Linked DNA regions of Homo sapiens: region 1 is linked to region 2. Evidence: chromatin contacts called from ENCODE Hi-C or POLR2A ChIA-PET data. All regions are on one chromosome and are shown on one strand. Each heading gives the region's core, a stretch centred on a gene start or an enhancer-like site at or near the end of the contact. The rest is flanking DNA. Distances are from core to core; before and after follow the strand shown. Region 1 holds the start of LARP1 (La ribonucleoprotein 1, translational regulator). Region 2 holds the start of CYFIP2 (cytoplasmic FMR1 interacting protein 2).

The links. A loop is a pair of places that touch in the nucleus more often than their neighbours do. ChIA-PET counts read pairs that join two places held with the same protein, here RNA polymerase II (POLR2A). Pooled maps may share reads with other maps.
Region 1: a map of CD8-positive, alpha-beta T cell shows a loop between it and region 2 (7-fold over the local background). The contact joins the promoter of LARP1 here to the promoter of CYFIP2 in region 2. A Hi-C loop is called at or near these places in 2 of 168 maps with a recorded cell type or tissue (B cell and CD8-positive, alpha-beta T cell), 6 of 37 single-sample maps with no recorded cell type and 11 of 50 pooled maps. POLR2A ChIA-PET finds 5 or more read pairs at or near these places in 2 of 52 experiments (BJ and GM12878).

The regions. Positions count from the first base shown.
Region 1 is chr5:154,750,948-154,758,258 of GRCh38, reverse strand. LARP1 (La ribonucleoprotein 1, translational regulator) reads right to left here and starts at 2,882. Exons shown (of 19, transcript NM_033551.3): 1 at 2,066-2,882. The coding sequence starts at 2,501. It overlaps LOC112267936 (a long non-coding RNA gene), which reads left to right and starts at 3,239. Exons shown (of 2, transcript XR_002956231.2): 1 at 3,239-4,480; 2 at 5,682-6,585. RefSeq lists silencers at 1,805-1,914, 2,195-2,274, 2,315-2,724, 2,765-3,104, 3,355-3,504 and 1 more and an enhancer at 825-884.
Region 2 is chr5:157,261,545-157,267,372 of GRCh38, reverse strand. It overlaps CYFIP2 (cytoplasmic FMR1 interacting protein 2), which reads right to left and starts at 1,250. Exons shown (of 31, transcript NM_001037333.3): 1 at 1,178-1,250. RefSeq lists an enhancer at 34-143 and a silencer at 824-1,343.

The DNA.
Region 1 (7,311 bases), core at 1,633-4,132, 2.5 Mb after region 2:
GCTGTCTTCTTCCCACGATCAATAACCCCAGTGACGCACACTATCAAGGGCTCCTGGACTTACACAAAATGCCAGCTCAGGCACCCAATACCACCTGATGTCACGGTTGATTTAAAACCCACAAGGTAGGTTCACCATTAGCCAAGCCAGGATGAGTAGCCCCATTTAAAAGGAGTGCTCTCTCCCGGGGATGATTATACCCTTTTGAGTTTAAAGAGGGGAGAAGGACCAAAGAGTGTTTTAAAGTTGTTTTCCTTCACTCTGTGGGTGGATAGGAGGGACTGAAAGAAAACGGAGGTTTCAGCACTGTCTTTTGCATAAAAGGGCTCTGGAAGGGAAAGGGGGGAAGGGGAGGAGGGGGGAAGGGGAGGAAGGGGGAAGGGGAGGAGGGGGGAAGGGGAGCAGGGGGGAAGGGGAGCAGGGGGGAAGGGGAGCAGGGGGGAAGGGGAGCAGGGGGGAAGGGGAGCAGGGGGGAAGGAAGAGAACACAGTATGAAGGACTGTTAGTAAACCCCAAATGTCCCCTCCTCCAAATGAAGCAACCTGAAAAGAAATAAAAATTGCAACATGCTGTTTTCAGGACTGGCTATTCTGGCTTCCCTAGGACTAGCAGTGCTTCTACTCCTTTGACGGTGAAGACATTAAGCTCCCCCTTTATTTTTGATGGTTTAAACCAGTTAGCCTCAACCAGCTACGGCAGGTGAGTTTTTTAAAAGCACCAGGGCTACGACCAGAGGCCATCATTCCAACTGCAAGACAATTTTAAAACCGACCCACCACAAACGGACCCAAAACCAAAGAATGGAGACCCGCCCTATACGCCGGCCGAGAGAGGAGAGTGGGCGCGCCCCCCCCACCCAAGCCGACGATCTATTCTCGGCAAAGGCAATGCAAGAGCAGACTCCATATTCTGCACCGCCTCTCCCCCCACGCTGACACGGCTCTGCTGGGATTTCCTGCACCCCTTACCTCCCCCCGGAAAGGGGCACGGTCCAAAAGGACCAAAACGCGGAGGAGGGAGAGGGAGGACTCGCGGAGCGCCGGTCGGCAGTCACATGCCGCTCCCCGCGCGGGGAGGCACCACGTTGTCCCGGCTGCAGAGGAATGCTGGGAAGGGGGGACGCGCACACACCCGCGCCGCGCACACGCACACTCGGGCCGCGCCGCGGGCCCGCACCCTCCTGCCACCCCCAGCGCCGCGGCCCGCACCGAACGCCGAGGCCGAGCGGCCCGCGGGCCGCCGGCGCGGCGCATGGCGCCCAACTGTCACCCGCCCGCCCAGGCCGGCCACTCCCTCCCCCGCCGCCACACGCCCCTCAAGTCGCCGCAGGCCCCTCACCCGCCTCACATTTTCCGCCAACCTCCTAACTGGCTCCCCCAGCACACTCGCCATCGGGCTCCTTCTTAAGGCGGAAGGTGCCCGGGATCGGGGAGGGAAACCACCGAATTCGATGACACGATGGGTTTCTTCTCCCCACAACTGACCCCTCAACCCGTCTCCAAATGGCGATTCTAAAGCCCAATTTCATCTCCCCGAGAACAAAACTTGTTAACTTTTAATCCCCGCATCCGTGCGGCCAGCATGTACTCCGCGCCGGGCACTGGGTTGCCCGTGACATATGCTCATTAAACATTTACAACATGGGGACGCTCGCAACGCTACCAAAACGGGGAGCGCCGGGCGGGGTGGGAAGAGGGGCTTCCAGAGGAAGGTTCAAACCAGAAACCGTCTCTTACACCAGCATGCGGTGGGGATCGTTTCACTGAAACCAGCGCCCACCCTCTGCCGACGAGGTAGGCCCGAACCACACCGTTGCCCACTAACCGCTGCGGCCCAGGCGGTGGCCGTAGCCTCCCGGAGGCCGGGCCCTCGGGCAGGGGCAGGTCCCTGAGTGTACGGTGGGGGGGAGGGCGCGGCGACCAGGATCAACCAGGAGGCAATTTTAAAAAGTCCCGAGTCACCATGACCGGTAGCAGACCCCGGGGCCCTGGAGGTGCTGGGGGAGGGGACTCCCATGTCCCCGGAAGAGGCCCCCGGACCCAGGAGGGCAAGGAGGGAGACCCACCTGGGGGGGACTGTCCGTTCACGGTGGTCAGGACCGGCGGCAATGCGTTCTTAGTCCACGGGTTCACCTTGGGCGGGGGGGCTTCCACGAAGTCCCGGCGCCCCGCGCCCGCGGCTCCGGCAGCTCCTCCGCCAGCGCCTGGCTCGCCGCCGCCCTCCTCCCCGTCGCTGATGGCCGGGCCTTCGGCGCCGGGCAGCTGCAGCGGCCGCGGGCTCTCGCGCTCCTGCTGCCCGGTGCCCTCCTTGTGCGGCTTGGCGCAGGGCGGCCGGGGTCTCCGAGCGCTGCCGTCCGGCTCCCCCCCGCGGACGTCGTTTGGCCCGGGCTCGCCCTTGCCCTCGGGCGCCGGCGGCGGCTTCTTCCTCACCAGCCCCCCGTGCTCTTCGGCCTGCAAGAGCGTGGCGCCCCCAGGCAGCAGCGGCTCCACCTGAGTGGCCATCTGCGCGCCCGCCCCCCCGGAGAAGCCGGGCGCGCCCGAGGCTGCCTCCCCCGCCTCGAACTTGGCTAGCAGAGCGCCCGCGACGCCTTCCTCCGGGGCGCTGGGCCCCAGTCCCTGCAGAGAAGGGTCGGGGTTCACGCGAGGTGCGGCCCCCTCCCAGTTAGATGCAGCCGCCGTAAATCCGAGGCCCACTAGCGGGGCGGGGGGGGAGGAAGGCCCCCCACTCTGCAGTCCAGGCCTCCTAGGCGTGCGTCCCCCCCCGCCCGTTCCTCGCAAGACGCCCCCACCCCGAGCCCGGCAGGCTTCTAGTCCCGTCCCTCCCTCCCCCCCGCCCCCGGGGCGGCCCGGGCTTCCCGGCTCGGGGGCTGCAGCAATATGGACGGACGGGGGAGAGGCGCGGCGAGCCAAGCAGACCACGCGATCCGCGGCAGGCGGCGGGCGGGCGCGCGCCTCACGACGCGGCGGGCGAGGGGAGGGGACGGCGCAGCGGGGGCGCGCCGCTGGCCGGGCCCTGGGCGACGGGCGGGCAGGAGGCGGCGGGACGGCGCGCGCACGGCTACGCGGTCCTGCCCCTCGCCCCGCCCCTCGTCTCCGATTCCTCAGAGCACCTCCCGGGCTGGGGGTAGGGACGCTCAGACCGGACGGGGGCGAGCACGTGCCTGATGCAATTCGGGAGTTGTCGGTGGGGGCGCTGACGGGGATAGGAGAGAAGGCTGGGCGAGGAGGGGAGGTATCTTAAAGGGCCAGCGCGTGAGAGCGGCCTCAGGTGGAGCACATGGGACCCGGCCACGCGGCCTGCCGGGCCTGCTCGTGCTCTTTAGGCTGGGTGTCAGATTCAGGGGAAGGAGCCATTAGTGTCATTCCTGACTTCTAGGAGGCCGAAGGGAGGACCCTCATCCGCCCCGAGGACGCGCCAACGCCGCCCCCTCCCCTGTGCCCGGCGGGCCTGGCCCCTTCGGTCCCCGCCCGGGTGACCTTGGTTGGGTGAGCCGTCCGCACCTCAGTGGGTTGTGCTCCGCGCCTCGCCGCCGCTGGGCCTGGCCTCGACACTACCCGGAGATGGGTTCAACTCCGGGCCTGGAAAGCGAGTCTTTAGCCCTTGCGGGCAGCCGGCGCCTAGGAAGTGGGAACGGAATTACTAAAGCCCTCACCCAGGCCAGGCCCTTCTCCCCGCCGCGAAACCTTGTATTTATGGGCAGGAAATGTCTTTTCTTTCAAGTGGATGTCGTTTTTTTTCTAAAGAATTGCTTTGGGCGGAGTTGAACCGTCCCTGGATTGGGACTTCTGAGATCTGAGATTTTATCCTGGCCCTGCCCCCTTACCATCTCTGCAGCAGTGACTTCCAGCTTCGTGGGCCTCAGTTTCTCTATTGTAAAATGAAGGAGCAGTGTATGACAGCAGTTTCAAACTTCAGTGTACATTCGATTCAATACTTACTGACCTCGTACTGTGGGGGCCTTGCAGGGTTCTAGGAAACGGGTTTGGTATAAACTAGGCTAACAAAGTCCCTATCCTCATGGAATTTATTCTAAGGTGGGGAAAGAGACAATAAACAAGTAATAAATTATTGTCTAGTATCTATGAAGACAATAGTTAAACTGTGGTAATCAGTTAGACTAGATGGGCTACTTTTGTTTGGGTGATAAGGGAAGACTTCTTTGAACGCAGATGCCAAAGTATTAGGAATCAGGCTCGGTCTGGGACTGGACCCAGAAATCTGCGTGTCTAGCAAGATCCCTTTGGTGCTTATGACTTCACTTGGAGAAGTCCTGGCTTCTGACTGGCTGTGATCCCACGTGCTCACATAACATAACAGCCTGGAATGTTGGCCATCTCCAAAACAAGAATTAGAGCACACGACCTGCTGGATCTAGGAGAAGACTGAATGAAAAGCCTCTTGGAACTGCCCCAGCCAGCAAAGCTGAGCTGTAGGATTGTTGTAACCAGTATGGGGGAGAAGTACTGGTAGGGATAGCCAGGTAATGCCATGTCTACTTCCAACTCTTGGGTTATTCAGCCTCCAAGCCTTGGCCAGCTAGCCGCACTTCCCTGGACCCCTCTCCTGGTGGAAAAATGGGGGTAAATAATGCCTGACTTGCTTCCACCCTCTGAGCTCATGTGAAGGTCAAGTGAGACAATGTTAGTCAAGGTGCTGTGTAAATTTTATAGACAAGCCAGTACGTCAAAAGAGCTACCAAGGAAGGTAATGTTACTCAATGAATTAAACCAGGAATCTACTAAGTTCATTACATGTACTCTTAATCAGAAGGTAAATTATTGCACATTGCCACTGAAATGCACTATTTATTTATTTGAAGAGATGAGGTCTGTCACCCAGGCTGGAGTGCAGTCATTGTGATCATGGCTCACTGCAGCTTCAAACTCCTGGGCTCAAGCCATCCTCCTACCTCAGCCTTCGAAGTAGCTAGGACCACTGGCACGTGCCACCATGCACAGCTTTATTTTTACAAATTTATTGATAAGTAATCCCTGAAGAGATTATTCACTCTAGACCCTCTCTAAACTTTGTTAATAGGGGACATAATTATTATTGTTAGTTGTTCTTTTTGTAATTGGAGGTAGAGAAGTACCCTCCCCTGACCCCTGAGAACTCGTGAGGGTACGAGGGCACTGTGTGGACAAGAAACTCGTTCATGCTACTCAGCAGTCAGAAACAGGGTTGAACAAGCATGGCCAGGCCCTGCTGTGTAGAGGGTGGAGGGGTACTGAGATCTGCCTACCCTGGGCCTGCTCTGCCCCAGAGAGAGACAAACTAGGGCCAGAGAAAGTAAGAGACCTGTGTGAAACAACATCTTTTTTTTTTTGACTCTTACTCTGTCGCCCAGGCTGGAGTGCAGTGGTGGGATCTCAGCTCACTGCAACCTCCGCCTCCCGGGTTCAAGCAATTCTTCTGCCTCAGCCTCCTGAGTAGCTGGAATTACAGGCGCCCGCCACCATGCCCAGCTAATTTTTGTATTTTTAGTAGTGATGGGGTTTCACCATAATGGCCAGGCTAGTCTCAAACTCCTGACCTCAGGTGATCTGCCCACCTCAGCTTCCCAAAGTGCTGGGATTACAAGTGTTAGCCACCATGCCCGGCCGAGACAACATCTTAGGCTTAGAAGCTGTTAGAACTGGAAAAAGGAATCATAATGATTACTCATTCTCCTTGTTTTGCAGATGAAGAAACCAAAGTTCAGAAAAGTGAAGTCCAAGGCCGGGCACAGTGGCTCAAACCTGTAATCCCGGCACTTTGGGAGGCTGAGGCAGGCAGATCACCTGAGGTCATGAGTTCAAGACCAGCCTGGCCAACATGGCGAAACACTGTCTGTACTAAAAATACAAAAATTAGCTGGGCATGGTGGCGCACACCTGTAATCCAAGCTACTCAGGAGGCTGAGGCATGAAAATTGCTTGAACCCAGGTGGCGGAGGTTGCAGTAAGCCGAGATCACCCCACTGCACTCCATCCTAGGTGACAGAGCAAAACTCCATCTCAAAAAAAGAAAAGAAAAGAAAAAGGAAGAAAAAGAAAAGTAAAGTTCCTTATCCAAAGTCACACAGCAGAGCCAGACAGAGCTAGGTCTCATACCTGAATCTCTTTATCCTAAATCCAGTAGTTTTTTCTACATTAAAATAATGAAACTGGGGCTGGGCATAGTGACTCACACCTGTAATCCTAACACTTTGAAAGGCCAAAGCAGGAGGATCACTTGAACCTAGGAGTTAGAGATCAGCCTGGACAACACAGTGAGACCCTGTCTCTATTTTTTTTAAGTTTTAATAAAAAAATGATGGAATTGGGATTTGAATTCAGGTTTTTTTGATTCCTAACCAACTATGGTATTTTATATGCATATATTTCTAAATACAGTCATCCTCCCTTATCCCAGTGCATGCCTGAAACCCCAAATAGTACCAAACTCTATATATACTATGTTTTTCCTATATATACTTACCTATAATAAAGTTTAATATATAAATTAGGCACAGTAAGAGATAAACAACAATAAATAATAAAATAGAACAATTATAACCATAGACAGTAATAAAATTTATGTGACTGTGCTCTTTCTCTCTCAAAACATCTTATTGTATGTAATATTTTCTGACCACAGTTGGCCACAGGTAACTGAAACATCAGGAAGCAAAACCACAGATAAGAGGGGACTAGTAATGACCAAATAGTCAGTAATGACCATTTAGTAATGACCAAATAGTCAGGAGTAATGACCAAATAGTCAGGAGTAGCTACTTTTATTGGGTAACTAGTGTACGCTAGGTTCTATGGGAAATACTTGATATTCATTATCTCATTTAATCTTCATAATAACCCAGTGGGATAGTTATTATTTCCTTAAATGTCTACTGAGCCCCTACTATGTGCCAGGCACTACAGGCTAGGTCCTGGAATGGTTATTGTCTTCAAATTACAAAGGAAGGCAATTGAAATTCAGAAAAGAAAGTAAGGTGGGTACTCAGCATCATAGGCAGCAGCTAACTATCAGAGTGGGGTTTTTCAGGGTGTTCTATATCGCCAGGCCTTATTCTTACTCACTGCACCACTCTGTACAGCCTACTTCTCTTCCCTCCATTGCCATATCCATAAGTATTTATGGAGAATCCCTCAAATACTTAGGCCTCAGGAAGATACCAAACAAGTTGAATCCTATCTTTCTAAAGGGTAAACTCTAATTAGAGGAACCAAATAATTGAGCAATATTTAACCTGTGGCCAAAAAAAAAGAGAGGCCAAAAAAAGAGACAAAATATGCTTTAGGCAGAAAGTGACAAGGATCAGGCTAACTTGTG
Region 2 (5,828 bases), core at 1-2,500:
CCTAACTGGGACACAGACAGGAGGCAGGAAATGGGAACACAGGAACCGACAGTCTCCTGATTTGCCCCTCCTGCCAGCAGGCCTGCCTCCGTCTCCCTGCCCATGCTGAGGGCACAGGCACCCAGGAACTAGCAGAAAAAGATCCTTGTCCCATTCTTGGCCTAGCTGGAAGGACAGCTGATGGCTCATCAGCCCTGGTGAGTGTTTCCACTGTGCTGGGGAAAGTAGGCAAGCAAAGGTCAAAATCAGATTCCCTGTGCTGGGGAGGCACCTGGGCTGTCAGTGTCCTTTCCAGCCGGGTTCTGGATATAGAGGGCCATACTTATGTGGAACATGCTACCTGCCCCCATCCCCAAGCAGAGAGCACCTCCTCCTCTTCTTTTGCACATAGGTGGGCTGTTCTTTGGGGTGAGGGGTAGGGCTGACCTGAAAAGTAGACGCCACAACAGACAGGCAAGCATCTTCCTGGTTCTTCAGAGCTCAAGAAAAAAACCACCTTTTCCCCCAGGAGTCAGCCCACTCATCCCCTTCCCCCACTTCCACCGTGCCCGCAGCCAGCTTGGTGAGCGATGCTAGTGTAGGCCAGAAAGCTTCCAAGCGGGTCAGACCTGCTCCTCTCTCATCAAAGCCCTCCGCCCCCAAACATCGACGCTGCGCCCCTCGCCCCACCCATCACACGTTCTGTGTGCCCGAGGCGGCTGCCAGGCGGGCCCAGGCGGCTCTCGCTGGCCCTGGGGGAGGTGACGGTGGTCACGGCGGCAGAGGCAGGGGCCAGCGCTCTGCAGTACCTGGACTCGAGGATGTCGCCGCTGCCGGGCTCGCGGCCGCTGCAGGTGTCTCCGGTCCCTGAGATTAGCACCGCCTCCTCCCGGGCTGGCGGCTCCGGCCCAGGCCGCGCACCTGCTGCTGCGGCTCCCCCGCCGCCGCGCCGGAGCTCCGCGATGTGCCCGCGCCTCCCGGGCAGAGGGTCCGTGCCGCGGGACGCACGGTGGGTCCGAGGGGGAAAGGGGCCGCGTGGGGCCTGAGGCCGGGCCTCGGGCTAGCCCGGGCACAGCGCCGAGCGCCCCCCGCGGGCCGGGAGAGGGGGCGGCCCTTCGCGCATCCTCACGGCCTCATCCCCGTCCCCGGCGGCATCCTAGTCCCCGTGCCCGGCCCGAGGCCTGCGAGGGCCGCTTACCTGGCTCTGCGGCGGGTCCAGGGGAGGGGCCTGAGGCTACCGCAGGGCCCCGCGCCGGGGCGCAGGATGCTCTGCCCCGCTCCGCTGCGCCGCGCTCGGCCCCGCCCCGGCCCCGCTGCTCCGCCCGCCGCGGCTCCGCCCCCACCCAGCGCCCGCCCCTTCGCCGCAGCGGCTGTCACACAAAGGGCAGGAAATGGCTGCGGCGAGGGTCTCTCCACGCTCTCCGCTGTACCGCCGGCGCACCCAGGACCTGCCTCTCGGTTTCGGAGGACCGCTCAGCCCCCAGGCTTCCTGCCCTGGGGGCGGGAAAGGGAGGGAAGGCTTCTTCCACGGCCTCCATCACCGGGAACCACACCTGCAGCAACCCGAGGACGAGAGCTTCGGCCGCGTTCGGATCTTATTGGCCCCACATGATTTCCAAGTGCTCTTTTATCAACCCAGTCTTTATTGATTACCTATCCTGTTCCAAGTACCGTGCCAGGACTTGGGTGTGCACTGGTGTACAAAAGACAGGGTCCTGCCCCCTTGGAGTTTTATCACCTGCCAGGAGAAACAGGTGTAAATTAACCTAGCAAACGTCCAGTTACAGCCCAAAGTGCTCTGAGGAGAAGGAGCAGGGTGAAGTGACAGAAGATGCAACTGGGGCTAGGGGAAGGGGCCTTCCACCAATTGAGCTTGGTCGCTGATAGGGCTCCTTCGCTTAAGAATAAGTTCTTCCGCTCCCTTCCAGTTCCCTGGAGAAGAGTCCCTGAAGCTGCCACCTCTTTTACAGGGGCCTGCCTCAACTTCATTCTGGAAGAATTGCCTAACGGACAAATAGGTGGCAGGAAGCACTGAGAGGACAGGTACCTTTCTCTTCAAGGCTTATCTGCCGTGTCGGGCTCTTTAAAGAAGCAATTATCTGCCCAGCGGTGGCTCACACCTGTAATACCAAAACTTTGGGAGGCCGAGGAGAGAGGATTGCTTGAGCTCAGGAATTGGAGACCATCCTGGGCAACTCAACGAAACTTCATCTCTACTAAAAATTAAAAAAAAAAAAAAATAGATGGGTGTGGTGGCATCCACCTTTTGTCCCAGCTACTCAGGAGGCTGAGGTGGGAGGATTGCTTGAGCCTGGGAGATTGAGGCTACAGTGAGCTATGATCCTGCCGCCGCACTCCAGACTGGGTGACAGAGTGAGACTCTGTCTCAAAAAAAAAAAAAAAAGAATGAAAGAGAGAGACGGGGGGAGAGAGAGAGAGAGAAAGGAAGAAAGAAAAAGAAAGAGAGAGAAAGAAGAGAAGGAAAGAAAGAAGAGAAAGAAAGAGAGAAAAGAAAAAGAGAAAGAAACAATTCTCATTGAAATCCAGCCTGGTAGGCCTTCAGACCAGGCTGAAGTCAGGCTGCACCAAATTCTAACCTTGAGACACCTGAGCAGGTCACTTCACCACTCTGCTCCACAGAGGTCACCGTATCTGCAACACAGGGAATAACAGTTGCCCTTTATACCTTACAGGGTAAATAATTTGAAAACATTTGAGACATTGTGGAGTGTATGTAGATATAAGGAGTGGTTTCCTAAGGCCCACAAATTTATACTTAATCACTCAGCTGTTCCTAATAAGGGCAATTTGTGGAGGAGCCCCGTTATTCAAGCTCCAGCAAAGGACTTGTGGAAGCCTTTGCTTTCCTTTACTGATCTCACCTTATTTCCCACGTGCTCAGAATCCATAATTCCTTGTGGTTTGATCTTAAATCGCTAATTCCAATTCAAATTGCTATTTCGGAAAAAAATGACTTATATATATATATATATACACACACATACATTTCTTCCCTGGTTCAGTGTGAAAAGCTGTGGGGGTGTTTGTGGAGGATGGGTTTAAAAACAGAACTGAGGTTTCCTTTTTAAAAAATGTTTCATTTTCCACCGTGATCCTTGGGATTTCAAGTTCAGTGATTACAAATACTTAACAATGAGAATCCCAATAAATCAGATTTTCATTCTAAGGGGCATATTATTGCAGATGGTATAGTTTTTTGGAAGACGTATTTCTCCCTGTTGTTCCTTCCCTGTCTTTTCACCTTCAGGAACAAGTTGCCTAAAAACAGAAAAGACTATTACATATATATTTGGTTAGATCTTAGGCAAAAATAACTCCGACCTCTGAGTTCTATTTGTGTATAAAGGAGAGCAGTATGGTCTTTTGAAGCCACTGTGTTGGAAATCCAGAGGCTTGCCTTTTGGTTCTAGTTTTGCAACTAACAGAAGAATGATCTTAGGCAAGGAGCCTCACCCCTGTTTCCTCACCTGTTAAGTGAAGTAAGTTGGATGCTCTCCAACTTCCCTCTGAATGTGGAAAATTACATGAGTTAAAGGGCACGTCCCTCCCAGGCTTAAGGCACTTCCCTAGCTCCCCACTGCCCCCCGATGAAGCCCAAACTCTCCAGTGGCCGGAGAGGGTCTTTAAGAGCTGGCAGCTATCTCTCCATGTGAACAAGCTTGCTGTGCTTCAGCTAAAAGGAACAGCTTTTAGTTCCTCAAACTTGCTGTGTTCTCTGTTGTGCTCGACATTCGTACATGCAAGGCTTCTTCAATGGCAGTTTCTGTCCCCCCATTCCCTCCCTCCACATTCCACACTTTTTCCCAGTTTACCTGATGAAGTTCTGTTCATCTTCCTGGTATTCCTCTAGATGTCGCTTCCTCCAAGATTCCTACATGTCTGGGTTAGCTTGAGATTAGTTGTCTATGTGTCCTTAGCTGCCTGGGCTCCCTCTATCACCCCACGTATTAGTCTGCATTATAATTGTCAACACACTTCCCTGTATTCCACCATGAGACCATAAAATCTAAGGGAGCAGGGATATGTCTGTCTTGCTTTCCCATTGCATCCTTGGAGCCTGGTACTTAACAGGAGTTCAGTAAAAATGGATGGAATGAACACCCATAGGTGACATTTTTAAACTTTGCCACTGAAATGTATAGCTGTCTGTCTACTGCCTTCAGATTTCCTTCACATCCAACCCCAAGCTGTGCATCAGCAATGAAATGGTAGAGGATATCAATAAGAATTGCTTTGGTACTTGCAAAGCTGTGGCCCACATGTTGTCCATGTGGCAACATTACCTTGTGTTTTAGAAAAGCTTCAAGTTATAATCCCAGCACTTTGGGAGGCCGAGGCAGGTGGATTGCCTGAGGTCAGGAGTTCGAGACCAGCCTGGCCAACATAGTGAAACCCAGTTTCTACTAAAAATACAAAAAATTAGCTGGGCATGGTGGCGAGCGCCTGTAATCCCAGCTACTCAGGAGGGTGAGGCAGAATTGCTTGAACCCGGGAGGTGGAAGTTGTAGTGAGCCGAGATCACACTGTTGCACTCCAGCCTGGGCAACAAGAGCAAAACTCTGTCTCAAAAAAAAAAAAAATATATATATATATATGTATTTTAAAACTATCAGGAGACCCTGCTTTATAGACACCAGTAATGAAGTATCTGGAATGGGCATGAAGGGAAAACATAAATAATGATAATAATAATAATGGCTAACATTTACCAAGTACATTACCTCATTTAATTTTTCGTAATTTTTCTATAAGGAAAATACAATCATTTTTCCCATTTTTATAATTGAGGCAATTAAGGTTTAATAATTTGCCCAAGGTAGTGAAGTCAAACCCATGCTTTTTACCACAATCTCATACAGCCTCACTTTCCCTCTTCCAAGCTAAGTCCATTTGTTTACTAATATGCTACCTTATTCTAAAAACATATTAAATGTAAGTTACAGGAATACATTATGTTAAAAAATTAAAAATCAGCAAGAAATTTTTTAAAAAGAAGGAAAAGAGTAGAGAGATGAGATGGAGAATCGAATGTACATAAGACCAAAATGTAAACAAAACAAAAATCAATCACAGCTCTACCTGCTATGAGCTTGCTAACACATTTGGTTCTAAGTATTTATGTGGGTGGCAGGAAAAGATAAACTTGATGGTCAGTTACAGAATTTACATTGGCCATTCTGTAGATAGAACCTGACCACTTGCTCAAAATTGCCTCATTTTATAGGCAAGAGAATTGCTTGAGCCCAGGAGGTGGAGGTTGCAGTGAGCAAAGATGGTGCGGCTGCATTCCAGCCTGGGCAACAGAGCAAAACACTGTATCAAAACAAAGCAAAACAAAACAAAACAAAAAAGTATATCCCTTAGATTCTTGTGAAGGTTATATGAAATGATAATGTAACACACTAAGCAGAGTCTGGTACATAATAAATGCTCAAAAATGGGATTATTATTATGATTTTCTTTTTGAGACAGAGTCTCACTCTGTCGCCCAGGCTGGAGTGCAGTGGCATGATCTTGGCTCACTGCAACCTCCGCCTCCCAGGTTCAAGTGATTCTCCTGCCTCAGCCTCCCGAGTAGCTGGGATTATGGGCATGTGCCCCTACACCTGGCTAATTTTTGTATTTTTAGTAAAGATGTAGTTTCACCATGTTAGCCAGGCTGGTCTCGAACTCCTGATCTCAGGTGATCCTCCCGTCTCGGCCTCCCAAAGTGCCAGGATTACAGGTGTGTGCCACCACGCCTGGCCTGTGGCCATCTCTTGTTGCTATTGTGGTGAACTCAAGTGTTGCCAGTATCCACTTCAAGTGCTGTGTGATGCTAATCATCT